Linked DNA regions of Homo sapiens: region 2 is linked to region 1. Evidence: read pairs that join two places in POLR2A ChIA-PET (ENCODE). Cell type or tissue: Panc1. All regions are shown on one strand. Links, peaks and the distances in the headings refer to the core of each region. The heading gives the core; the rest is flanking DNA. Region 1 overlaps KDM4B (lysine demethylase 4B). Region 2 holds the start of PTPRS-AS1 (PTPRS antisense RNA 1).

Region 1 (12,076 bases), core at 2,080-10,079:
TCATGAAGAGCTGCCTCCTGGTGAGGCTACTCCAGGCGGCCCCCGCAGCACAGAGCTCGTGCACCCCAGCTCCCAGGCCCAGCCAGACGTGCTATTTGCATAATGGTTAATTGATTGTGGCTCAGGCTAATTGGTCAACAGAGTGGATTGCCAATAAACCGGCACCACGTTCCAGGAGTGGAATGGGACTAGAGGCCGTCTAAATTGCCTGCCAGGAGGAGATGCGGAAGCCGCTGCGCTCACCGCTGCTTGGAACCTTCTTTGCACGCAGGAAGTGGACCCCCCAGAACCAGCCCTTGCGTGGCCTGGCCTGGCCTCCCTGCCCCGGCCACCCCCTCACTTCTAGTCACGACCTGCTCCTCCCAGGAGCCCCCTCCCGCCCTCTCCCGCGCCGCCATCCTGGGGGCTGCCTTCACCCAGCAGCAAGCCTGAATAACAAATGAAGTCAGCTTCCCAAGGATATAATTTTCTTGAAAGCCTTCAGTATGTAAAACAAGGCTGATTCACTTTTTTTTTTTTTTTTTAAAGTCATTGGGGGTGCTTTTCTCTGGAGAGGCAGATGGGTGACTCACGTTCCAAAGCCCAAGCTGCCCCTCCCTCCACCAGGGAGGTGGTCGGTTCCCCCCTGAGCAGTGCCCTCTCCACGTGGCCTGCCTTTTCCCCTGAGCCAGGCTCCCTCCCTGAGGGCATATCTTGGGGCCAGGGCAGCCCTGTCTGAGCATCTGTGGCTCAGGCTGGATCGGGAGACACAGTGGACTGGCTCTGTCTCCCAGACAAGGGGCTTGTGGACACAGGCGGGATCCTTCTCTGGTTGGGGGAGCATCCTGGGCCCTGCAGGGTAATGAGCAGTATCCCTGGCCTCCACCCACTCCATGCCAGGAGTGCCCCAAGTCGTGACAACCACAGATGTCCCTAGACATCGCCCAGTCCCCCGCGTGGGAACCCCTGCCCTAGACCAAGGGATGGCATCAGGGTGGGCGCCATGCCCTCACCCCCGTGCAGTCCAGCCTTCCCTGCCCTCGGCGTGGCTGTGGGATGGCCCTCATGTGTTTACCAGGTGCCCCATGGGGTGCGGATGGTTCGGCACAGCTGCCTGAGCTCAGAGGACACGGCCTACTCCCTGCTCGCCACCTTACATGGGTCTCTTCCAGAACTAAATCTCGTTGAGCGAGCGTTGGGGGCTGTTTGTATTCTTCCCCCTGATGGATGGGTCGCCTAAAACTGCAGCCTGGCTCCTGGCGGGTGCCCTCAGCCTCCCCACTCCCGGTGGCGCTGTGCGTTCTGGTGCCCTGCCTGAGCCGGAGCCCTCACAGTGCTCTCTGGCACCCACGCGACGCTCCTCCATGCAAACTCTTTCCACGCGAGAAGCGCCATGTGCACGTGCTCCAGCAGGTACGCGCTCCCTGCAGGACATCTGTGCACCCGCCTCACCACAGCCTCCCTGGCCCACTGCTGCTCTGTGAGCCCGGCTGGGCCCAGGCCTCGTCTCCCCTACCCCTCCGAGCTCGGTGCTGCCTGTCCCCTCCTGCTCTGCCTTGGCCTGTCGCCCCTGCGCCAGTGCAGGACACCGCCACGCCTCTGGCCCCGACTCCTGCCAGGGCTGCCACGGCTGCCACACCCCAGCTGCATTCCTGAGCCCTCCCCACCAACAGGGACCTCAGCCCTCAGGGACAGAACCTCACGAGCACAGGGACCTGCCAGCCCCTGCAGGGAGTGCGCAGCCTCAGGGACTCACTTGCTGTCTCCTGTCTCTTTCCTAGAGCTGCCCTTCATTTTCTCAAAGGTGAAATTCCTCAGCACAGGGTCTAGTCTTGGGGGTGGGGAGCACTGGGCCACTTTGGGTCGGGGGTGGGCGGCTCTGAGGGCTCAGCCTGGGGCCAGCCTCCCAGTCCTCCCCACCTTGTGAGAAGCCCTGAGCCAGCGCGGCACTGAATGCTGATGGTCCCACTCTGGGTGCTGCAGGTGCCCTGTGTTACTGGGTGACAGGGCCAGAGGCCGTCCACCCCGCCTCCTGCCATACAAGCTGCAAAGGACACCTGCTTCCACCTTGGAAATATTAGTGCAGTTATCTGGACTATGTCCCGACATTTGGCTCATAGGAATGAGCCCAGCGGCGTCCAGTTAAGCCTGGCAGGCTAAGTGCTTATTTATCTCCACTCTCTCCTGAAACGCCACTGAAACACCAGAGAGTGAAGTGCAGAGAACGGGAGAGGGGGCAGTGGCAGCTGAGCACGTCTCCAGGCTTTGAAAAGCAGGGAAGGGTGGGCAGGAGACCCCATGGGCCGGCAACCAGGAGGACAGCCAGCAGGGAGCAGCTGGGCTGCACCATGGGGCCACAGAAAGACACAGTGGGCAGACATGGGCAGCTCCTGGAGGGCTGCAGGGGGAATGTACCACGGGGCCTCAGAAAGACACAGCGGGCAAACATGGGCAGCCCCTGGGGGTGCTGGGGGGATGTGGGGGCAACCAGCAGAAGACAGTGGGTGGCTCTGGGCAGAAGGGAGGCGCCTTCCTGGGGTCAGCAGTGGGGCCCAGCTGCCAGCCTCACATCCCCCCAACCCCCAAGGCCAGGAGAGACAATAGAGGGGGTGGGGGTCCTCTGCCAGAGAACAAAGGGGCCCAGTGGAGCAAAGCCACATATGCTGATACTGGGGCTCTCCTAAAGTCACAGGCTCCTGCCCTCAGCAGCCCCTGCCACTGCCTTCACCAGGCCCAGCTCACACACGGCTTGGCACCGTGCACAGAGGGATCAACGGCCAGGGGACCCGACACATTGGAGGCTGCGCTCCCATGACAAAGGCAGGGCCTGCACAGCAAAGAAGGGCAGAGCTCCGAGGAAAGAGGATGCAGTGAGTGCAGGGCCCTGGAGTGGGCCGGGACTTTGCATTATGGAAAAAGAGCCATTGCTGTGAAGAAGAAACATTCCAGGAACGAGTGGCTCTCGGATGTTACCATCTAGAGAAGAGACAAGCCCACAGTGGATTGGGAGGCCCTTGAAGAATCCCCTCCCACAGCACTGACAGACAGAGCTGGAAGATAGGAAGGATCAGGAAGTCAGAGGCGTAGTCTAGGAAATCTAGCCCCTGATAGGAGTTTCAGAAAAAGAAAAGTGTCCCGGGACCCAAAGGCTTTGCATTTCCAGGTTAAAAAGTCCACCAGAAAGTCCGCCCAAGAATGGAAATTACCCAAACCACAATGCATCGCTGTGAAATTTCACAATTCCTGGATTAAACAAAGGCCCTGAAAGCTTCCAGAGCAAACAGATCACATAAACAGCTCACCAGACTGGGGCTGGGCATGGTAGCTCATGCCTGTGATCCCAGCACTATGGGAGGCCAAGGCAGGAGGATCACTTGAGGCCCAGAGTTCGAGGTCAGCCTGGGCAACATAGCAAGACCACATCTCTAAAAAAAAAAAAAAAAAAAAAAAAAAAATTATAAAGAATAGGAGACTCTGTTAGCATTGGATTTACAGTCATAATGCCACAAGCTAAAAGACAAAGGAAAAAGGCCTTCAAAAGTCAGAAGAGGAATAATTCTCCCCAAATCTTTTACCTAGCCAAATTGTCAAGAAATGTGTGAGGGGAATAAGGATCTTTTTAGACACACAGAGTCTCGTATTCCACCTCCTTTCTCAGGAAGCTGCTGCAGGATGTGCTCCAGCTAAACAAGGATGTAAATCGAGAAAGCCATGGGGTTGAGGAAACAAGATCTAACCCAGGAGAGTCAAGGGGAGTCTCAAGATCATGGGAGAAGGAACCAAGACCCCCAGGGGTGTCATGGAGAGAAGGGGACACCCTGCATAGGAGACCACAGCAGGAGTTTAAGAGCAATGGCAGGGAGCTCAGAGATACCAAGGAAGCTAGGCGTCCAAAGCAGGAGGCCAGTTCCAGACCCCAGGGTGGGGGCAGGGAATGCGGCCCGAGTTGCTCTGTGGCTCATGGATGCACAATGTTTATGGGGCATAAAAGCGTAAACGTGGAATTTGGCTGCAATGGAAGACGGTGGCAGGTGCAGGGAGAGAAGGGGACGGTCATGGAGGCGAGCAAGGATGGCCACACCCTCAACACCTGTGCCGGGAGCCAGACCCAGAAACAAGCATTGGGTGCAGAAACACGCGAAGGGGGATGAAGATGTCAGGGTCAGGAAGAGGCGTGCTCTTAGGACCCCACAGATGCCCCAAGTGATGGCTGCCCCTCTGCCGTGGGCTGTGCCCCCCTTGCTGTGTCTGTGCCGCCCTTGCTGTGTCTGTGCATTGAGCCCTACCCAGTTCCATGTAGTGTGGGACCCAGGGGTCTCAGCCTGGCACTACTGCAGGTAGGAAAGGGCTGGGCTGCAAGGATGAGGCCCCAGAGCTCTGGTTGGGCACCAGGACAGTTCTGGGGCCCTCTGGGGCAGACACAGTAAGGCTTGAAGGCCGTGGGGGTGCCCCTGGAAGGCTGCAGCAGGGGAGGGCCATGGTCGGAAGCGACCTCTAGGGTGAGTTTTCAGGGTGGGGGTGGAGGGAGGGACTGCAGTGGGTGGGAGAAGGGGCTGTGGAGCTGGGGGCAGCTGAGGCCAGGTGAGCGGCATGGGAGGGCGCCCTTCTGCTGGTGCTGTCTGGGACCAGGGCGGGTCCACTGTGGGATCCCGGCCCTACAGCCCTGGGGCATTCCCAGACCAGGAGGGCAGCCCACCTTGGGATGACAGTGGTGACAAGAGCCAGTTGCACCCCAGCGCCGGTCTGAAGCTTCCTCCTCCTGAGCCTGCTGTCTCCATCTGGGGCAGGCACCCAGCATTTGCCTAGCCCCCTAGTGGAGCCTGAGGCTGCCTTCCCAGAGCCGTCCTTGGGCTGCTGTTGTGGAGAACGTTCTCTGGAGGGCAGGGGCCACTCCCGTGTCCCCCATCCACCTCCTGCTCCCTGTGTTAGTGACTCTGGCCCCACGCCCGCCCCTGCCTGCCTCCCACCCCTGCCCGGCCACCCCGCAGCGACCTTGTGTGCACCATGCTGTGTGATGCCATGCCTCTGGTCCACCCGCTTTCTGCCTTGAGTCATTGTGGTGGGCCATGCTGCAGACATCGGGGAGCACTGATTCTAGCGAGTTAGGCAGCTGAGGAGCAAGGAGGGCCGGCAGTGACTAGTGTTCTAGGAAGGCTTCCTGGAGGAGGCGCCCCAGAAGCCAGCATGGAGCACAGGGCGGGCAGAGTGGCTGGGAGCAGCGGTGGGCAGGGGTCAGGTCCAAGTGTCCCGAGGGAGCATGGGCTGCTGCTGGCCCATGTGACAGCCTGGCTCAGGCAGAGGTGAGGAGGTCCTGGTAACAGAAGCCCCGGCAGCGGGCCCACCCCACCCCTGTCAGATGAGCCTGCCCCACCTTGGTGACCACTTGGTCCTTGGAGGGGCAGCTGCCACAGGGACCCCCGTGGGATTGAGGTGTCCGAGTCTGAGCCCATGGGGACAGGGGACACGGGAAGCACCCGGAAGCCGCAGCCGGCATTGGTGATTGTCCCGGAAACACTGGCGCTCCCAGCTCTGCCTGACTGCTGGCAGGCTTGACGTGGCTGGATCTCAACTGGGGAAGGGGAGAAAGGCCACTGGGGAGCCGGGCTGTGCGGCCTCGAGCTCATGGCCTAGAGAGGCCCCTGGCCAGGCCAGGGCTTAGGGCAGCTGCAGGGGGTGGGCCTGGAGGAGGTGCAGATATCACATGCCCAGGGGAGGCACTAGTGACCAGCCAGGCCTCGGCTTCTCTGCACTCCCGGCTTCTGCCTGAGCCCCCTGGGAACCACCCCCTCCGCATCTCCAAAAAGCTTTTGCTTCCTTCCTGGAAAGACCCTGGAGGTCCCTGGGGGAACCTGGTGTGAGGCCCTGGCCGCTCAGCTGCAGGGTCACCTGGCTGTCACTTTTCCTCCCTTTTTCAGCCCCTCTCTCTCATTTCTAAGAAGTCTCAGCTCAGCCAAGCCTGTAAGCCTCAGGTTGAATCCCTTACTTGGGGCTGGTGTGCAGGGACCGGGACCTCCCCGATGTACCCCAGGATTGTGGGTGTCCAGGTTGGGCATGCAGGATGCGCCTCCTCTTGGCCCACGCCTGCCCCGTGAGCAGATCCTGGGCTCAGGGCGCAGAGGAGGCCCTGGCAGGCCCTGGGGTGTGGGCACAGGTCAGAGCAGCGGAGTGTGAGCTGGGGCTCCCATGCACCTCATGGGCTGCAGAGAGAGGACCCAGGGAGTTGGGGACAGAGCCAGGTGGCCAGGACCAGGCGTCCTGGGGAGTTGAGCAGAAGTCCTAGAGAAAAAACCCGTGAAATTTACATTCTAGACAAATTAGTCTGAAAGAAAACAGACACTGGAGAAAGACTGAGGAGGAGAGGAAACCAAGTCTAGAAAGGAAGAAAGAGCAGACCAAAAGGCCGGGGCTGTCGTAAGTGTCTTTTTCGTTCCGTTTGTCGTCTAGGCATTTTCCATGAGCTGCTGTTTCCCTCGGAGCTCACACTCCCTGTGTCTCTGTCCCGTGGCACACGCGGCTCCTGCCGCCCCGTCCCGCCCGTCATCCCACCTGGTGTCAGTCGGCTTCCCATCTCCAGCTGTCATCAGCGTCCCCCGCTTGACACCGTCCCCGCCGTGTCCATTGCCCCGTCTCCCTTTGGTCTCTCCTCCCAACACGGCTCCTGCCCCGCAAGAGCAGAACCCCACCCAGGGTTCCCTTTACCCCCGGCCTCCAGCCAGGAGGCCCCCTGCTCATGGAGCGCTCTTCTGGGGGTGGGCGGGGGCTGCGTGCTGCCGGACAGAGTGCACAGACCTAGGGCTCTTCCCTCCCTGGTCTCCCCTCCTGCCTGATAAACCTCCCTCTCCAGGTCTCACCGGAAACGGAGCCAGCCCAAGAAGCCGAAGCCCGAAGACCCCAAGTTCCCTGGGGAGGGTACGGCTGGGGCAGCGCTCCTAGAGGAGGCTGGGGGCAGCGTGAAGGAGGAGGCTGGGCCGGAGGTTGACCCCGAGGAGGAGGAGGAGGAGCCGCAGCCACTGCCACACGGCCGGGAGGCCGAGGGCGCAGAAGGTCAGTCCCTGCCGGGCCAGGCCTGGCACCGCTGTTTTCCCACCCCCGTGGGCATCTCCTAGAAGGAACCAGTGCCTGCTACAGCCAGAGTCCCCGTTTTGTAAGAATCTGATTCAGTGGCTTTCTTGCCAGGGTGGGGCATTTCGTGAAAATAGACATCGTAAGGTGGAGGCCGTAAGAAAAGTGCCTCCGTCCCCAGAATTGAGAAGAGCAGTTACGAGAGGCCAGGCGCAGTGGCTCCCACCTGTAATCCTAGCACTTTGGGAGGCCAAGGTGGCAGGATCACTTGAGTCCAGGAGTTTGAGACCCTGTCTCTACTTATGATATAAAAAAAATTTAACCAGGCTTGGTGGCTTGCACCTATAGTCCCAGCTACTTGGGAAGCTGAGGTGGGAGGTTGAGGCCGTAGTGAGCCGTGTTTGCACCTCTGCACTCCAACCTGGGCAACAGAGCAAGACCCAGTATCACAAAAATAATAATAATAATAAAAGACCAGGATGCTGTATATGGCCCAGATGCTGGAACGTGCCTGCAGCAGCCACAGCCACTTGTGGGCAGAGGGCTGGTCCTGACTGTGAGCTGGGGCCCCCGTCAGCAGGTCTCCCACCTGCCCTCGGGCCTCCCCACTCTCCCGGGGCTGGCAAGACAGGGGGCAGCCGCCTTCCCACAGGAGTGTGAACCAGCAGTTGTGAACGGGGTGCGGGGGGCCGGGAGGCAGTCTCAGAAACATTACCTTCCCCAGGGGGAGGTTTTGGCTGTGGAACTCCCACCTGTGAGTGTGTAAAGGTTCCTATTCCAGGGTTGACAGCATTTTGTTTCTGGTGACTGGGTTTTATCTTCTCAGTTTAGAGCTTTAGCTGCTTGGGAGTCTGTGCAAAGTGGCTGTTCCCAGCTAGGGCTCCCCGCTGGGAGCCCTTCCCTCTCCCACCCTTTCCAGGTGCCATGCAGGGAGCAGGTTTGTGGGGTGTGCTGGCCAGCCTGCCTCCCACCAAGGGCTGCCCCCAGCCACAGTGCCTGAGGCCCAGGTCATGGGGGCCACATTCGCCGGAGGGTCCTAGTCCTCAGTTTCCCTCTGTATGAGCCCAACATGACCTGGTCTGCCTCTGAGGTGTCAGGTCTCCAGGACGCGCTGGTGCCCAAGGTGAATATTGTCCTTGGAACATGGCAAGAGGCCCAGCTGTGGTGCCATTCAGCAGATGTGAGGTCCCTCCCACCTGCCAGGGGCAGCCGTGGGGTGCCTGATCTGTGACGATGGGGTCGTGGCCCTCGCAGTACTCCAGGAGGCAGGCACGCCCCTGCCCTCCCCATATACATGGGGCAGATATTGAGGGTCACAGTTTGCCAGTGCCTGTGGGCCTGAGGCAAGAAAAGTGAGCATCCCTGGGGGAAAGAGCAGAGGCCGGGGGTGAGTTTGCCCCTGACGGACCACTTACTCGGTGGGGTACGTGGGCCCTGCGTCTGTTCAGCACGCCTCAGGAGGGTCTGCCGGCCTAGAGAGGCAAGACGAGGACAGAAAAGGCATCGTGGGTAGAAGAGAAAAGCACAGCTGTCGTGGCACTGTTATTATGTAGCGACAATTCTCTACTGAGAAGCAGCAAGCAAGTCTACAGGCAGCCGCCTGGTGACTCGGGGATCGAGCGGAGCTGCCAGAGATGAGCGACAGGCACAGAAACCCAATCTCGCCCCTCATCTGCGAGCCGCTCGCAGCAAACATGGCTCCCAAAGATGCCCCTTATGGTGCTAGCAACCAGAAATAATGGATCTTAGAATAAACCTAACCAAAAAAATGATCTTTATGGAGAAAATTAAGAGACTTTTTTTGGAAATAAGAAAGAATTCCTAAATAAACAGAAGGACCTACCAGGTGTTAGGAGAGCTCTTAAGCGGACAACTAACGGCTTCCCCCACATTCTCTGCAGGTTCAGTGCAGCTCCATTTGGGATCCCAGCAGGGTTTGCTGATTTAAATGCAGGCGGATGAAAGCCCAAGGCCTGTCAAGAGGCTGGGGCCACCCTTCCAGAAGGCAGGGCTTGCCACAGAGCTTGCAGGACCCAAGCAAAGATGGCAAAAGGTCTAGGAATAGGAATCCCGGAGCAGTGGACTTGGTGTGAGACCTCAGTCCCCTCCCTCCCCCTGTCCACGCTGCGGCCTCTGTGAGTGCCCTGGGGCCGCTGAAATGAAGGACCATGACCTTGGTGGCGTAAAACAACACACGCTCCTTGTCTCACAGCTCTGGAGGCCACCAGTCTGACAGGCCTCACTGGGCTAAAATCAAGCTGTGGGCAGGGCTGCTTCCTCCTGGGGGGCTCCAGGGGAGAACCTGTTTCCTGCCTGTCTCAGTGTCTAGAGGCGCCCACATCTCTTGGCTCAGAGCCCCTTCCTCCTCCTTCACAGCCACAGTGCAGCCTCTTCCGGTCTCTCTCTGACTCTTACCCTCCTACCTTCTACCCGGTGAGGACCCTGGGTTCCCAGGTCTCCCAGATGCTCTCCCATGTCAGGGTCCTTCACTGAGTCCCACCTGAATATTCCTTCTGCCACGGGAGGGGACAGATTCCCAGGCTCCAGGGATAAGGATGCAGATGCCTTTGGGGTCATTCCTCTGCCTGCCACATGCTTAGGCATTTCTGTCAAAAGAGAACTGGCAAACTGGAAACACAAAGCAGGAAAGTATATAACCCAAGGCTAAGTGATTGTTTATTAAAAAGCACAAACTAGAAAAATAAAGATGAACAAATTCAGTGACTCTCAAATCCACTGCTGTTTATCAAAGGATGAACCTTTAAGAAAGTGAGAAGACAAGCCGATAAGTAGGGAAGACACTCGCCACCCGTCACCGACCAAGAGCAGATAAGAATGCCTGAGGACCAGGAGGGGCTCAGCCCCCCAAGGAAGAGGGCACCAGAAGAGGAGATCCCTTAGGCTAATGAGCCCAGCCTGCTCTGGGAAGCGCTGCAGACACGCTGCTGTGTGCTCCTCGGACCACCAGAGGTGGAAACACCCACCGTGCCCAGCCCTGGAAGCCGGTGCAGCGGGCAGCCCAGTCCCCTGTTGCCTGGGACCTGCGTGAGTCCGGCTGCATTGGAGATGGACCTGGCCTTATCCAGAGAAGTGGAGCATTTGCAAACTGCACACCCAGAGCTGCCCTCAGGGCACGTTTCCTGGAGAGACCCCCTGCTGGTGGGGCACTAGGACTGTGCAGATGCAGGGACAGGCAAACTAACCAACCTCCATCGATGGAGAGGGACGGGGAACCAGCGCCTCCTGTCACCCTCGTCTGCCCTGGAGGCATGAGCGCTGGAGGCCACTGCTCCACGCCCTGTGGCTCTCGGACACGACCTCGCGTGGCACGGGGCTTCTCATATGCTGTGCTCCGTTTGTTTAAAGTCCACAGATGGGGCGGCTGAAATGGCTGAAATGTACAATCTCACACCTGTGGAAGCGGGAAGGTCACGGTCCAGGTGTCAGCCGGGCTGGCCCATTCCGAGGACCCAGGAGGACCTCTCCCAGGCCCCTTTCCTGGGCTTGGAGGCAGCACCTTTGTGTTCCCGTGTTCTCCCGGAGTGTGTCTGTCCAGATTCCCCCCTTCCTAAGGACACTGGCCACGCTGGGCCTGGCCCGCCCCAAGGGTCTCATCATAACTCATTCCGTCTGCAGTGACGCCCTTCCCAAACAAGGTGGCACCCCAGGTCCGGGGGCTAGGACTGCAGCACCATTCAACAGCACAGGGACTCAGCTCTGCAGCAGGCGAGGGGCTTCCTGCAGGGCAGGAGCAGGCACAGGTGCCCATTTGTGTTGTCATCCTGCAGGGCCTGTGTCTACACTGCAGGTCCTCTGGGGTTTGGGAAATCCTCAGAAATAATGCAGACTCCAGCAGGCAAGCTGGGCGCCTGAGCATGGGTCGTGCTGGTAGAGGATAAGTTCCTGGGCTGGCTGCGGTAGCCAGGCCTCCTGTTTTCTGAGCAGGAGTCTGTGTTTGATTCTGGAGACGGTGAGCCCCAGGCGAGGTCGGCAGGGGAGTGGGGGATGGGCGCAGTTCAGGTTCTATTCCAAGGGGGACTGTGGGATGTCGCTGGAGGGACTGGCGTGGGACAGGGAGGTGGCTGAGCCGTGACCATTCTCCCCACAGGATGGGCTGGCAGGGGTGGGCTGGGCTTGGGCTGGGGTCCCTGGGGGTGGGGGGCTGCGTGGGCCACCTTGAGCTTGGACCTTGTGAAGCTGCCCTTCTCACGAGTCAGAACGTGCTGGGGGCTGTGTGTGGTCTCACAGGAGATGGGTGAGTTATGGGAAAACAAGCAGGCAGAGAAAGATCCAGGCTTGGGTCTGGGGACCCGGGCCCACCCAAGCCCACCCGTTAACTGCCCATGTGACCCTGAGCTGGGACACCGCCTTGATGGACCCTTCAGGAGGGCAGAGATAAGAGGACACGCATCCTCCCCAGGCCGGCGCGGTGGGGGAAATCGGGCAGGCTGCTGCCGCCGCCGCTGCCACCTGTGGGTTCAGGCAGCGAGGAAAGTGGCCCAGTCCTGGGAAGGCTTTTACAGAGTGGAGCTGGCTGGTCAGAGTCTGTCCTGGGTTCTCAGTGGGGCCTCCTGGGAGGGGTCACAAGGATCCCCCGTACCATGGGTGTCTTCCTCCCTCTTGAGCAGACTCTAGGGGCTGGCCAGCCTCTGGCTGGAGGAAGGGCGGCCACCAGCTCCTGTGACTTGTTTTACCCAACTGGCTAGCAAAGGACTGTGGCTTCTTTTCCTTTTCCTTTCCTTTCCTGATGGAGTTCCGCTCTGTCACCCAGGCTGGAGTGCAGTGACGCAATCTCAGCTCATGCAACCTCTACCTCCCAGGTTCAAACGATTCTCCTGCGTCAGCCTCCCAAGTAGCTGGGATTACAGGCGCCCGCCACCATGCCCTGCTAATTTTTGTATTTTTAGTACAGACAGGGTTTCACCATGTCGGTCAGAATGGTCTCCAACTCCTGACCTCAGGTGATCCACTTGCCTCAGCCTCCCAAGGTGCTGGGATTACAGGCCCGAGCCACTATGCCCAGCCTTCTTTTCTT
Region 2 (12,076 bases), core at 2,655-10,654, 55 kb after region 1:
ATGGCGTGAACCCGGGAGGCGGAGCTTGCAGTGAGCCGAGATCGCGCCACTGCACTCCAGCCTGGGTAACAGAGGGAGACTCTGTTGCAAAAAAGGAAAAGAAAAAAAAAAAAGAGGCTGGAAGTGGTATGGGAAAAAGAGTAGCAGGAATGAAGAGGGAGTGCCCACTCTCTGAGAACCATTTGGTATAGCTCTGACTGAAAAATCATAGTCATGTTATACACACTTTAAAAGATAACTGATTAAAATCAAGGATATGATGTGTACTCCAAATGGAAAACAAATAGTAAAATATAAACTCAGCTGCACCACAAATGAAAATCAACCACACTGAAGAGCCAGGGGAAGAATGGAGTTGATCTCAGTAAATTTGGGAAACAATGTTTCCACTGGATACTGTTAGGCTAAAAATGAAAATACCTATACACCAACACTATACTCTAGTTCAAAAATCTAGTTCTCATGGCTTAGCCATCTGTACCTACTATATGTGAATATTGCAATTGAGCAAATGAGTGAATTAATTGTAGATGAGCTAGGTTTCTCTCTGTCAGCGAAAAAAGTTACGTCAAGGGTAAAGGAAGCGGCTAGAATGAACATTGTGCTGGTTGGAATCAGAAGTGTCAGTATAGGCTGGGCGCAGTGGCTCATGCCTGTAATCCCAGCACTTTGGGAGGCCAAGGTGGGTGGATCATGACGTCAGGAGATCGAGACCATCCTGGCTAACACAGTGAAACCCTGTCTCTACTAAAAACAAAAAAAAAATTAGCTGGGCGTGGTTGTGGGCGCCTGTAGTCCCAGCTACTCGGGAGGCTGAGGCAGGAAAATGGCATGAACCCAGGAGGCAGAGCTTGCAGTGAGCCGAGATTGCGCCACTGCACTCCAGCCTGGGTGACATAGCGAGACTCCGTCTCAAAAAAAAAAAAAAAAAGTGTCAGTATCAATCCATGATTTTCTAATATATATATATAGACAGATGTTATAGAAATATATAGTCAGTACATATAGATGCAGAAATAAATATGTAAGTATATATATTTATATTATGAATACAGGTGAAAGGGCTCAAACTTGTAATCCCAGCTATTTGGGAGACCAGGGTGGCTTGGGGAGAATCGCTTGAGGCTAGGAGTTCAAGACCAGCCTGGACAACATAGCACAGCCCCATCCCTACAAAAAGAAAAATGTTAAGAAGAAATAAATAAAGATGTGTGTACACATGGCTAATCTGATACCCCAATAGCAGTGAGCATACTAGCACCCCGATCTAAATACCATTCTCCAATAAAAGGAACCAGGGGAGGAATCACTGATTTTATGACTGGGACAGAGAAAACACAAGACAAGGTACAGGCACATACCGCTGTGCCCAGCTAATTTTTTATTTTTTTTGTAGAGATAGGGGTCTCACTTTGTCGCCCAGGCTGGTCTTAAAGTCCTGGGCTCAAGCGATCCTCCCGCCTTGGCCTCCCAAAGTTGGCCATACCCAGCCTACATGAATGATTCGATGGGGGTCTGGGCTCGGTGACTCATGCCTGTAATGCCAGCACTGTGGGAGGCTGAGGTGGGCAGATCACCTGAGGTCAGGAGTTCGAAACCAGCCTGGCCAACATCGCAAAAACCCATCTCTACTAAAAATACAAAAATTAGCTGGGCGTGGTGGTGGGCACCTGTAATCCAAGCTACTCGGGAGGCTGAGGCAGGAGAATCACATGAACCCAGGAGGTGAGCCGAGATCATGCCACTACACTCTAGCCTGAGCAATACAGCAAGACTCCATCTCAACAACAAAAAAAAAAAAAAAAAAGAGAGAGAGAGAGAGAGAAAGAAAAACAGAAAACACAAGATAAACCTGAAGCATCTTGTGTTCCCAGAAAATAAGGAAATGCTCAAAAAAGGGTATAGATATATAGAAAGGACACCAGACCCAACCGAAGCAGCTCCCAGTGGCTGAAGCTGAAACAATTTGAACAATAAAATTAGTGACAGTGTGGGATTATCACCTAGAGAATAAAATAAATATCCAAACTGCTATAAGTAATTGAATAAATACCTAAATGGAGGGAGAAGGGACAGATCTTCCTTACAGATGAGTCACATTACACGTAAGAGGGAGAAGTAATGGCTTAGTCCCTTTGTGCCACTACAAGAGAATATCATGGACTGGGTAATTTACAAAGATCATAGATTTATTTCTCGTGGTTCTGGAGGCTGGAAAGTCCAAGATCAAGGCTCCAGCCTCTGGTGAAGGCTGCTCTCAGCTTCCAGAATGATGTCTTGAATGCCACCTTCTCACATGTCAGAAGGCAGGATGGGAAAGGAGTCAAAATCTCCAGGAAACCTTTTATAATGGCACGAATCCTAAACACCTCCCCCAAAGGCCCCATCTCCCAACACTGTTGCATTGGAGAATCAGTTTCCAACACATGACTTTGGGGGGACCCATTCAGACCATAGCAAAGAGAAAGGAGTTTACATTCAGTCACTCAGAAAACACCTTCACTTTCCTGGTGTTATCCCAGGAGCTTGGGCCACACTGGGCAAATATGGGGAAAAAAAAGAAAAATCCCTGCCCACAGCAGCTCACAGCCCCTCGGGGAGACGGATGAGATAAATAACCAAATTGGGGAGCAGGTTAGAAGGTTGTACATGCTATGCGATAAAAGAAGAAGGAAGAAGAAGGAGGAGGAGAGAAAGGAGGAGGAGGAAAGAAGAAAAAGAAGGAAAAAGAAGAAAGAAGAAAACTAACGGTGATGGGAACAACTGTATTAGGTTGGTGCAAAAGTCATTGCAGCACACAATGACTTTTGCACTAAGCTAAATATATAGGTTGTTCAGGGTCCCACTGAGAAGGTGACATTTGAGCAGAGACCTGAAGGGAGAGAGTGAGTCAAGTGTATATTTGGAGGACGAGAGCTCCAGGCAGAGTGCACAGCCCATGCAAAGGTCCTGGGGCAGGACTGTGCCTGGTGTGCTGGAGGAACAGTGAGGAGGGCCCTGTGGCTGCAGCAGAGTGAGCCAGGGGAAGAGAGGAAGGAGGGGAGGGCAGCAAGGTGATGAACATGTCATGCAAGGCCTTGTGGACCTTAGGCTGTGACCCTGAGGAAGGTGGGAGCCATGGAGGGCTGTGGGCAGAGGAGGGACAGGACCTGACTCAGGTGCTCACAGGCGCCCTCTACTGGCTGCTGCAGGGAGGACAGGCTGTGGGTTGGTGGCGGTGGGGCAGTGAGGACGGGAACAGGTGGACCAGTGCAGAGAGGACTGGGCTGGTGCAGGGTGGAGGCAGAGGAGAAGAAGAGAAAGCAAACAAAAGGAGATGTAAAAGAAGCTGAGAAGGCTGGGCCACGGTGGCTCACGCCTGTAATCCCAGCACTTTGGGAGGTTGAGGCAGGTGGATCACCTGAGGTCAGGAGTTCGAGACCAGCCTGGCCAACATGGTGAAACCCCATCTCTACTAAAAATACAAAAATTAGCCAGGCGTGGTGGTGGGCGCCTGTAATCTCAGTTACTTGGGAGGCTGAGGCTGGAGAATCGCTGGAATCCAGGAGGTGGAGGTTGTAGTGAGCTGAGATCGCACCACTGCACTCCAGCCTGGGAGACAGAGTTAGACCTCTAACTGGGAACTGACTTGTTCCCAGTGGCTCCCAGTTATGGGTGAGCCACAGCAAAGCCGGCTTCTCTGTGCATGTTAGCATCTGCGTGTTTCTCTAGAACAATTTCCTGAAGAAACAAAAGGGGAGATTGCCAAATGGAAGTATCTGTAATTTTATTTTGTTTATTTATTTTTTTTTCTGAGAGTCTCACTTTGTTGCTCAGGCTGGAGAGCAGTAGCGTGATCAGGAGTTCCTGCAGCCTCAACCTTCTGGGCTCAAGCAATCCTCCCACCTCACCCTCCCAAGTAATTGAGACTACAGGCAGAGCCACCACACCCAGCTAATTTTTAAATTTTTTGTACAGATGGGGGGTCTCACTATGTTGCCCAGGCTGGTCTTGAACTCCTGGGCTCAAGCAATCCTCTCACCTCAGCCTCTCAAAGCACTGGGATTACAGCACAAGCCACAGTGCCTGGCCTGTAATTTTACTTCTAATCCTGCAGCCAGGTCACCCCAAATGCCTTGTGCACCCCCGATGTGTGGTAAAGGAGGGTGTGCACTTCCCGCTATCTACCCAGATGTAAGCTGTTACCACGTTTTTGTGATCTGTTTGATAAATCAAAAGTGATATCTGATTATGGCTTAAACATTCATTCCTCTTAGAACGAGCGAGGTTGAGTATACTCTCATTGGATTAAAAGCCTTTTGTCAGAACTGTCTTGAAACATACTATTTTTTAAATTCCACGATGGCCATTTCCCGTCAGTGAGAGGGTTGATTTGATGTTTAATCTTTTGCGTTTCTACATCCATCTAGCTCAGCGTCAGTTGCTGAGATCTGGGTCAGGGGTCACACCCAGCTTTTTCTTCTCTTACGTTTGATGTTGATAAATGAGAAAAACCAGGTCAGGTGTGCTGGCTCATGCCTGGCATTCCAACGGTTGAGGAAGCTGAGGCGGGAGGATCACTTGAGGCCAAGAGTTTAAGACCAGCCTGGGCAACAGAGTAAGACTTCGTCTCTACCAAAAAATCAAAAAGTGAGCTGGGCGTGGTGGTGGGCACCTGTAGTCTCAGCTACTCAGGAGGCTGAGATAAGAGGATCACTTGAGCCCAGGAGTTTGAGGCTGCAGTGAGCTACGATCACACCACTGCACTCCAGCCTGGGCGAAAGAATGAGACCCTGTCTTTAAAAAAAAAAAAAAAAAAAGGCCTCATGTCGTGGCACATGCCTGTAATCCCAGCACTTTGGGACGCCAAAGTGGGCAGATCGCCTGAGGTCAGGGGTTCAAAACCAGCCTGACCAACATAGTAAAACCCTGTCTCTACTAAAAATACAAAATTAGCCGGGTGTGGTGGCACATGCCTGTAATCCCAGCTACTTGGGAGGCTGAGGCAGGAGAATCGCTTGAACCTGGGAGGCAGATGTTGCAGTGAGCCCAGATTGCACCACTGCACCACTGCACTCCAGCCTGGGCAACAAGAGTGAGACTCCGTATCAAAAAAAAAAAAAAAAAAAAAAGAGAGAAAGAAAGCCGAGTGCGGTGGCTCACGCCTGTAATCCCAGCACTTTGGGAGGCTGAAGAGGGCAGATCACAAGGACAGGAGATGAGACCATCCTGGCTAACATGGTGAAACCCCGTCTCTACTAAAAATACAAAAAATTAGCCGGATGTGGTGGCGGGCGCCTGTAGTCCCAGCTACTTGGGAGGCTGAGGCAGGAGAATAGCTTGAACCCAGGAGGTGGAGGTTGCAATGAGCCAAGATCACGCCACTGCACTCCAGCCTGGATGACAGAGTGAGACTCCGTCTCCAAAAAAAAAGAGAGTGATGGGGCTCACACCTGTAACCCCAATACTTCACAGAGCTGAGGAGGGAGGATCACTTGAAGTCAGGAGGTTGAGGTCAGCCTGGGCAGCATAGCAAGACTGTCTGTACTAAATTTTTTTTAATTAGCTGAGCGTGATGGTGCATGCCTGAGTCCCAGCTACTTGGGAGGCTGAGGCGGGAGGATCGCTTGAGCCCAGGAGTTCAAGGCTGCAGTGAGCTATGATCACACCACTGCACTCCAGCCTGGGTGACAGAGCAAGATCCTGTCTTAAAATAAATAAAATAAAAATTTTCTAAATCCTGCAAATAATCTTATCGGAAGCATTTAGATCGAATTTTTAAATATACTCCACAGTGAATCATCCATTTCTGTCTCCAACAGGAAAAGAAAATCATGATGAATCAGCGAAAGGTCACACCCTTGGTGACTGAGCCATTTGTGCAAAAGCTTCATTCTTTTCCAGAAACCCCAGTTTGTCCTCAGAGTTAAGACTGTCAGCTCCAAAGGGATGGCCCCAGGCTGTGCTAGTAACTGAAAACCTCCCCACGACACAAGCCTGAAATAACCGCTGTGGGTGTGGGTGGTGTTATTGATGTCACAAAGAAATATCATCTCAAAACTCATGTTTCAAAAATGCTTGTGAGGGCTGGGTATGGTGGCTCAGGCTTGTAATCCCAGCACTCTGGGAGGCCAAGGGAGGTGGATCACTTGAGGTCAGGAGTTTGAGACCAGCCTGACCAGGTCAGGAGTTTGAGACCCAACATGGTGAAACCCCATCTGTACTAAAAATATAAAAATTAGCCGGGTGTGATGGCGCGTGCCTGCAATCCCACCTACTCAGGAGGCCGAGGCACGAGAATTGCTTGAACCTGGGAGGTGTGGGTTGCAGTGAGCAAAGATTGCCCCAGTGCACTCCAACCTGGGCAACAGAGCGAGACTCCATCTCAAAAGAAAAAAAAAAGACAAAAACAGGCCAGGAGCGGTGGCTCACGCCTGTAATCCCAGCACTTTGGGAGGCTGAGGCGGGCGGATCACGAGGTCAGGAGATCGAGACCATCCTGGCTAACACGGTAAAACCCCGTCTCTACTAAAAATACAAAAAATTAGCCGGGCGTGGTGGCGGGCACCTGTAGTCCCAGCCACTCGGGAGGCTGAGGCAGGAGAATGGCGTGAATCCAGGAGGCGGAGCTTGCAGTGAGCCGAGATTGAGCCACTGCACTCCAGCCTGGGCGAGACTCCGTCTAAAAAACAAACAAACAAACAAAACACGTATAAGCACCTTTTTCCAGGAATGCCAACATCCTTCCAAGGGAAAAGAGCAAAGTCTCGTCACCACGGTCCAGCTTGTCCTACAGCTGATGAGGGTGATGGAGCTGCTGTAATGTCTGTCGTTTTCTTCACTGGAAGATGAGAAGATAAATGTGGGCGGTCTTTGCTGAATAAAGCAGTGTGGGATTTGTGGTTCCCGAGCAAACTGTGTTTGGGTAGCAAGGGCCCTTTCTGGTTGCTCCCCAAGCTGGTCGCCTTTCTGGACTGACCCCACCCACCCTCCCCAAGTTACTCTGTGGCCCCCAAAACAAAGTTTTTTTGTTTTGTTTGAGACGGAATCGCACTCTTGTCGCCCAAGCTGGAGTACAGTGGCGCGATCTCGGCTCACTACTACCTCCGCTTCCCGGGTTCAAGTGATTCTCCTGCCTCAGCCTCCCAAGTAGCTGGGACTACAGGCACCCACCACCATACCCAGTTAAGTTTTGTATTTTTAGTACAGATGGAGTTTCACCATGTTGGCCAGGCTGGTCTCAAACTCCTGACCTCAGGCGATCCACCCGCCTTGGCCTCCCAAAGTGCTGGGATTACAGGCATGAGCCACTGTGCCCGGCACTTCTTCCATCTTTACCTGGTGGTCATTAGATGTTCAACCCTGGGGGTGTTGGGAGACACCCCCAGAGGGCAGGCCAGGGCCTGGCCTGCAGCTATTATTACAGGCTAAGTTAGCAATTGACAATTGAGGACTTACTATGTGGCAGCCACAGGTCCTTCCTTCCTTCCTTCCTTCCCTCCTTCCGTCCCTCTTTTCTTTTCTTTTCTTTCTCCCTCTGTCACCCAGGCTGGAGTGCAGTGGCACGATCTTGGCTCACTGCAGCCTCTGTCTCCCAGGTTCAAGTGATTCTTGTGCCTCAGCCTCCTGAGTAGCTGAGATTACAGGTGTGTGCTACCACACCTGGCTAATTTTTGTGTTTTTAGTAGACAAGGGATTTCACCATGTTGGCCAGGCTGGTCTTGAATTCCTGACCTCAAGCGATCCTCCCACCTCAGCCTCCCCAAGTGCTGGGATTACAGGCATGAGCCACTGTGCCCAGCCCATCTAATTTTTGTTTTTGTTTTTTGAGACAGAGTCTCACTCTGTCTTGCCCAGGTTAGAGTGCAGTAGCTCGATCTTGGCTCACTGCAGCCTCTGCCTCCTGGATTCAAGCGATTCTCCTGTCTCAGCCTCCAGAGTAGCTGGGATTATAGGTGCCTGCCACCACGCCTGGCTAATTTTTGTATTTTTAGTAGAGATGGGGTTTCACCATGTTGGCCAGGCTGGTCTCAAACTCCTGATCTCAGGTGATCCACCAACCTCAGCCTCCCAAAGTGCTGGGATTACTGGCGTGAGCCACCGTGCCTGGCCCATCTAATATTTTTTTAAATGTTTATTGAGACCTTATTTACATATCAGTCAATAAACATATCTTCAGTTGTATGGTTCAATAAGTTTGACAAATGCATACGCTCGCATAACCAAAACAAGATATAGGGCACTTCACTCCCTCCAGAATATTCCCTTGTCAACCCTCCACACTCAGTGGCAACTACGGATCTGTTTTCTCCAACTATCAGTGAGAATTACATGTTTAGCACTTCATATAAATGGAATTGTGCAGAATGTCACCATTTGTGTCTGGCTTCTTTCCCTTGGTGCAATGCATTTCAGATTCACCCCAAAACAGCCATGTTTCTTTCTTTTTTTTTTTTTTTTTTGAGACGGAGTCTCACTCTGTTGCCCAGGCTGGAGTGCAGTGGTGCAATCTCGGCTCACTGCAGGCTCTGCCTCCTGGGTTCACACCATTCTCCTGCCTCAGCCTCCTAAGTAGCTGGGACTACAGGCACCCACCACCACGCCCTGCTAATTTTTGTATTTTGGGTAGAGACGGGGTTTCACCTTGTTAGCCAGGATCGTCCCGATCTCTTGACCTTGTGATCCGCCCGCCTCGGCCTCCCAAAGTGCTGGGATTACCGGCATGAGCCACCACGCCCGGCCAACAACAGCCATGTTTCTAAAGTGCAGTCCTTTTTCATTGCTGTGTAGTATTCCATTGTATTGATGGGCCACAGTGTGTTTATACATTTACCAGTTGATGGACATTTGGCAATTGCAGTTGGAGCAACTGTGAACTCATTCATGCACACAGCTCTTTGTGGGTATCTTGTGATATTTTACCCTCCAATTTCACTCAGTCTCATGGAACTTTCTCCTACCAGGGACACCTATGGTAAGGTGATTTCCAGCATGGGAACTTTGCTAAAGAAAGGGGCAATTGGGCCGGGTGTGGTGGCTCACGCCTGTAATCCCAATACTTTGGGAGGCTGAGGCAGGCAGATCACGAGGTTAGGAGATCGAGACCATTCTAGCTAACACCATGAAACCCCATCTCCACTAAAAATACAAAAAATTAGCTGGGCGTGGTGGTGGTGGTGGTGCATGCCTGTAATCCTAGCTACTCAGGAGGCTGAGGCAGGAGAATCGCTTGAACCTGGGAGGCAGACATTGCAGTGAGCTGAGATTGCACAATTGCCCTCCAGCCTGGGCGACAGAGCAAGACTCTGTCTCAAAAAAAGAAAGAAAGTGGCAATCGGCCAGATGTGGTGGCTCACTCTTGTAATCCCAGCACTTTGGGAGGCTTGTAATCCCAGCACCTGGATCGCCTGAGTCCAGGAGTTTGAGACCAGCCTGGACAACATAATGAAACCCCATCTCTACCAAAAATACAAAACAAACAAACAAGAACAAAACAAAACAAAACAAAACAAAAACAGCCGGGCGTGGTGGCTCAGCACTTTGGGAGGCCGAGGCGGGCGGATCACCCGAGGTCAGGATTTCAAGACCAGCCTGGCCAACATGGGGAAACCCCGTCTGTACTAAAAGTGCACAAATTAGTCAGGCGTTGTGACACATGCCTGTAATACCAGCTACTCAGGAGGCTGAAGCAGGAGAATTGCTTGAGCCTGGGAGGCAGAGGTTGCAGTGAGCTGAGATCAGGCCACTGCACTCCAGCCTAGGCAACAAGAGCCAGACTCTGTCTCAAAAAAAAGAAAAAAAAATTAGCTGGGTGTATGGCATGGGTCTGTAGTCTCAGCTACTTGTGCAGCTGAGGCGAGAGGATCTCTTTAGCTCAGGAAGTCGAGGCTGCAGTGAGCTGAGATTGCACCATGGCACTCCAGCCTGGGTGACAAAATGAGACCCTGAAAACAAAAAAGAAAAGAAATAGAGAGGAAAGAAAGAAAGAAAGAAAGGAAAGAAGAAAGAAAGAAAGAAAAAGAGAAAGAGAAAGAAAGAGAGAGAAAGAAAAGAAAAGAAAAGAGTGGCAGTGGCTGTCCTTGTACCTAATCATAGGACAGAGGGGAGACCAGACCCAGCATAGGTGAGGGAAGCCGTCAGGGTCATTAGTGGCAGCTGGTGTGTCTGAAACAGCCATGGTAGGGCAGCAGGATGACCCAGACAGGACCTTCGGTTTATCACAGGGGACAGGAGTGGAAATCAAGAGACCCTAGAGGGCCTGGGGATCACTTGAAAAGGGTCACAATGATAGCATCAGGTGGGGCTCATGGTCCAGCCCTGCCCCCCTGGAGAAGGAGCACAGGGCAGCCTCTGAGCCCCGGCCTCGGCATCAGTGCGGTTGACACCGGGGCCATCACCATCTGATAATAGGTTCTGTTTGGAACAGCTGCCTGGTGACAAGTATAATAAAACGTATTAACGAGGCCATTATTACTCCCTAATTAAAAGCTAATAACTAAGAGTTAATTGCCTTTAAAAGATGAAGCAAGGCTGGGCTGGGACTTATCTCTGTTTTCCTTTGCTTGCCTGGATAGGCTGATATTTGGGAACTAATTAATTGAGTCGAATCTTACAGGAAACTAATATCTCCTCTGCCATTGCGGCTGTTGGATTAAAAAGCGTTTGCTGTGTGTCTGGGCATTTCTGTGGAAAGGTCTCCTGTGTCCACTGTTCTTGCCGGGGCGGGGGTGGTGGTGGTGAGGCTTCAAGGTGCGGCTATGGGGGGCTGCTTGTCCTCTCCTTTCCTGCTGATTCTCCCGCAATGGTAGCCCAAGCATCCATGCAATTTGTGAGTCAGAATGCTCAGATGCTGTTCCAGGGAACAGACGGGCCGAGCTTATATCACAGATCTATCGTCGTCATCATCATCACCGTCATTAAAAAAAAAAATCAGGCTAGGCTCTGTGGCTCATGCCTGTAATCCCAGCATTTTGGGAGGCCAAGGCAGGTGGATCCCCTGAGGTCAAGAATTCCAGACCAACCTGGCCAACGTGGCAAAACCCCCTCTCTACTAAAAATACAAAACTTAGGCAGGCATGGTGGCAGGTGCCTGTAATCCCAGCTACTCAGGAGGATGAAGCTTAAGAATCTCTTGAACCTGGGAGGCGGAGGTGGCAGTGAGCTGAGATAAGATGGCACCACTGCACTCCGGCCTGGACGACAGAGCTAGACTCCACCTCAAAAAACAAAACAAAACAAGACAGTGCTCTAACTGCAAGCATACAATTCGATGGCTTTTGTACATATAAACACTTCAGTTACCAACACTTTAACAAAATAGAACAAGGGTTAGCAAACTCTGGTCCCTGGGCCACATTCAGTCCACTGCCTGATTTTGTATGGCCCATAGACTAAAAATGTTTCTACGTTAAAACAATTTTTAATAATATTCAAGCTTTTGCTCATTCTTTCATTTATGCAATTTTCTTTGAGATGGAGTCTTGCTCTGTTGCCCAGGCTGGAGTGCAGTGACATGATCATAGCTCACTGTGGCCTGGACCTCCAAGGCTCAAGCAATCCTCCCACCTCAGCTTCCTGAGCAGCTGGGACTACAGGCAACCCCGCCCTCTCCTCCTGCATTCAGCTTGGATGTTGCTTCCTCCAGGAAGCCTTCCATGCCTCCTGATGCCCATCTCTCTGGGTGCCCTAGGTGCTAAGGACGGCTGCGATTATGCCACTGCACTCCAGCCTGAGCAACAGAGTGAGACCTGGTCTCTAAAAGGAAGAGACATCTTTCTCCATGAAGCCTCAAAGGATTTCAGGCATCTTTCCACACTTAACTGAAAACCTACTCCCAGACTGAGATTTAAGCAGCCTGTGTGGACTGGGAGGAAACTTTAAAGAGCTTTACAGGACAGGGCAGGGAAGGGCTGTCAGCAGAAGGCTCAGCCCAAGCGAAGGTTAGGATGCCGAGCTTGTCAGAGGGGGTTTGAGGAGGAACCGGTGTCGGCCTGGGCCCGGCCCACCTGGAGCCCTCGGCGCAGTGAACATCAGCTGTGCTGGTCACGTTGCCTCCATCATTCTGTGCATCTGTGCAGCGTGGCCATGTGCCAGCCAA

Evidence for each region. Peaks named below come from ENCODE experiments on the same cell type or tissue, not always from the same donor. Only the 100,000 strongest peaks of a DNase experiment are listed, where the experiment ranks them.
Region 2: POLR2A ChIA-PET joins it to region 1 with 13 read pairs; 4 of 35 experiments call an interaction of 5 or more read pairs at or near these places.

The regions. Positions count from the first base shown.
Region 1 is chr19:5,112,830-5,124,905 of GRCh38, forward strand. It overlaps KDM4B (lysine demethylase 4B), which reads left to right. Exons shown (of 23, transcript NM_015015.3): 11 at 6,824-7,023. Among named protein-coding and RNA genes, the nearest start is that of PTPRS-AS1, 59 kb to the right of the region's middle. RefSeq lists enhancers at 1,338-2,293, 2,294-3,248, 8,614-9,154. In Panc1, for the core only: no CTCF peak of the experiment used is centred there; no DNase peak of the experiment used is centred there.
Region 2 is chr19:5,167,422-5,179,497 of GRCh38, forward strand. PTPRS-AS1 (PTPRS antisense RNA 1) reads left to right here and starts at 10,325. Exons shown (of 1, transcript NR_186338.1): 1 at 10,325-11,043. RefSeq lists enhancers at 5,243-6,442, 9,347-9,436, 9,447-9,496 and a silencer at 6,524-6,715. In Panc1, for the core only: no CTCF peak of the experiment used is centred there; a DNase peak (open chromatin) is centred at 5,900.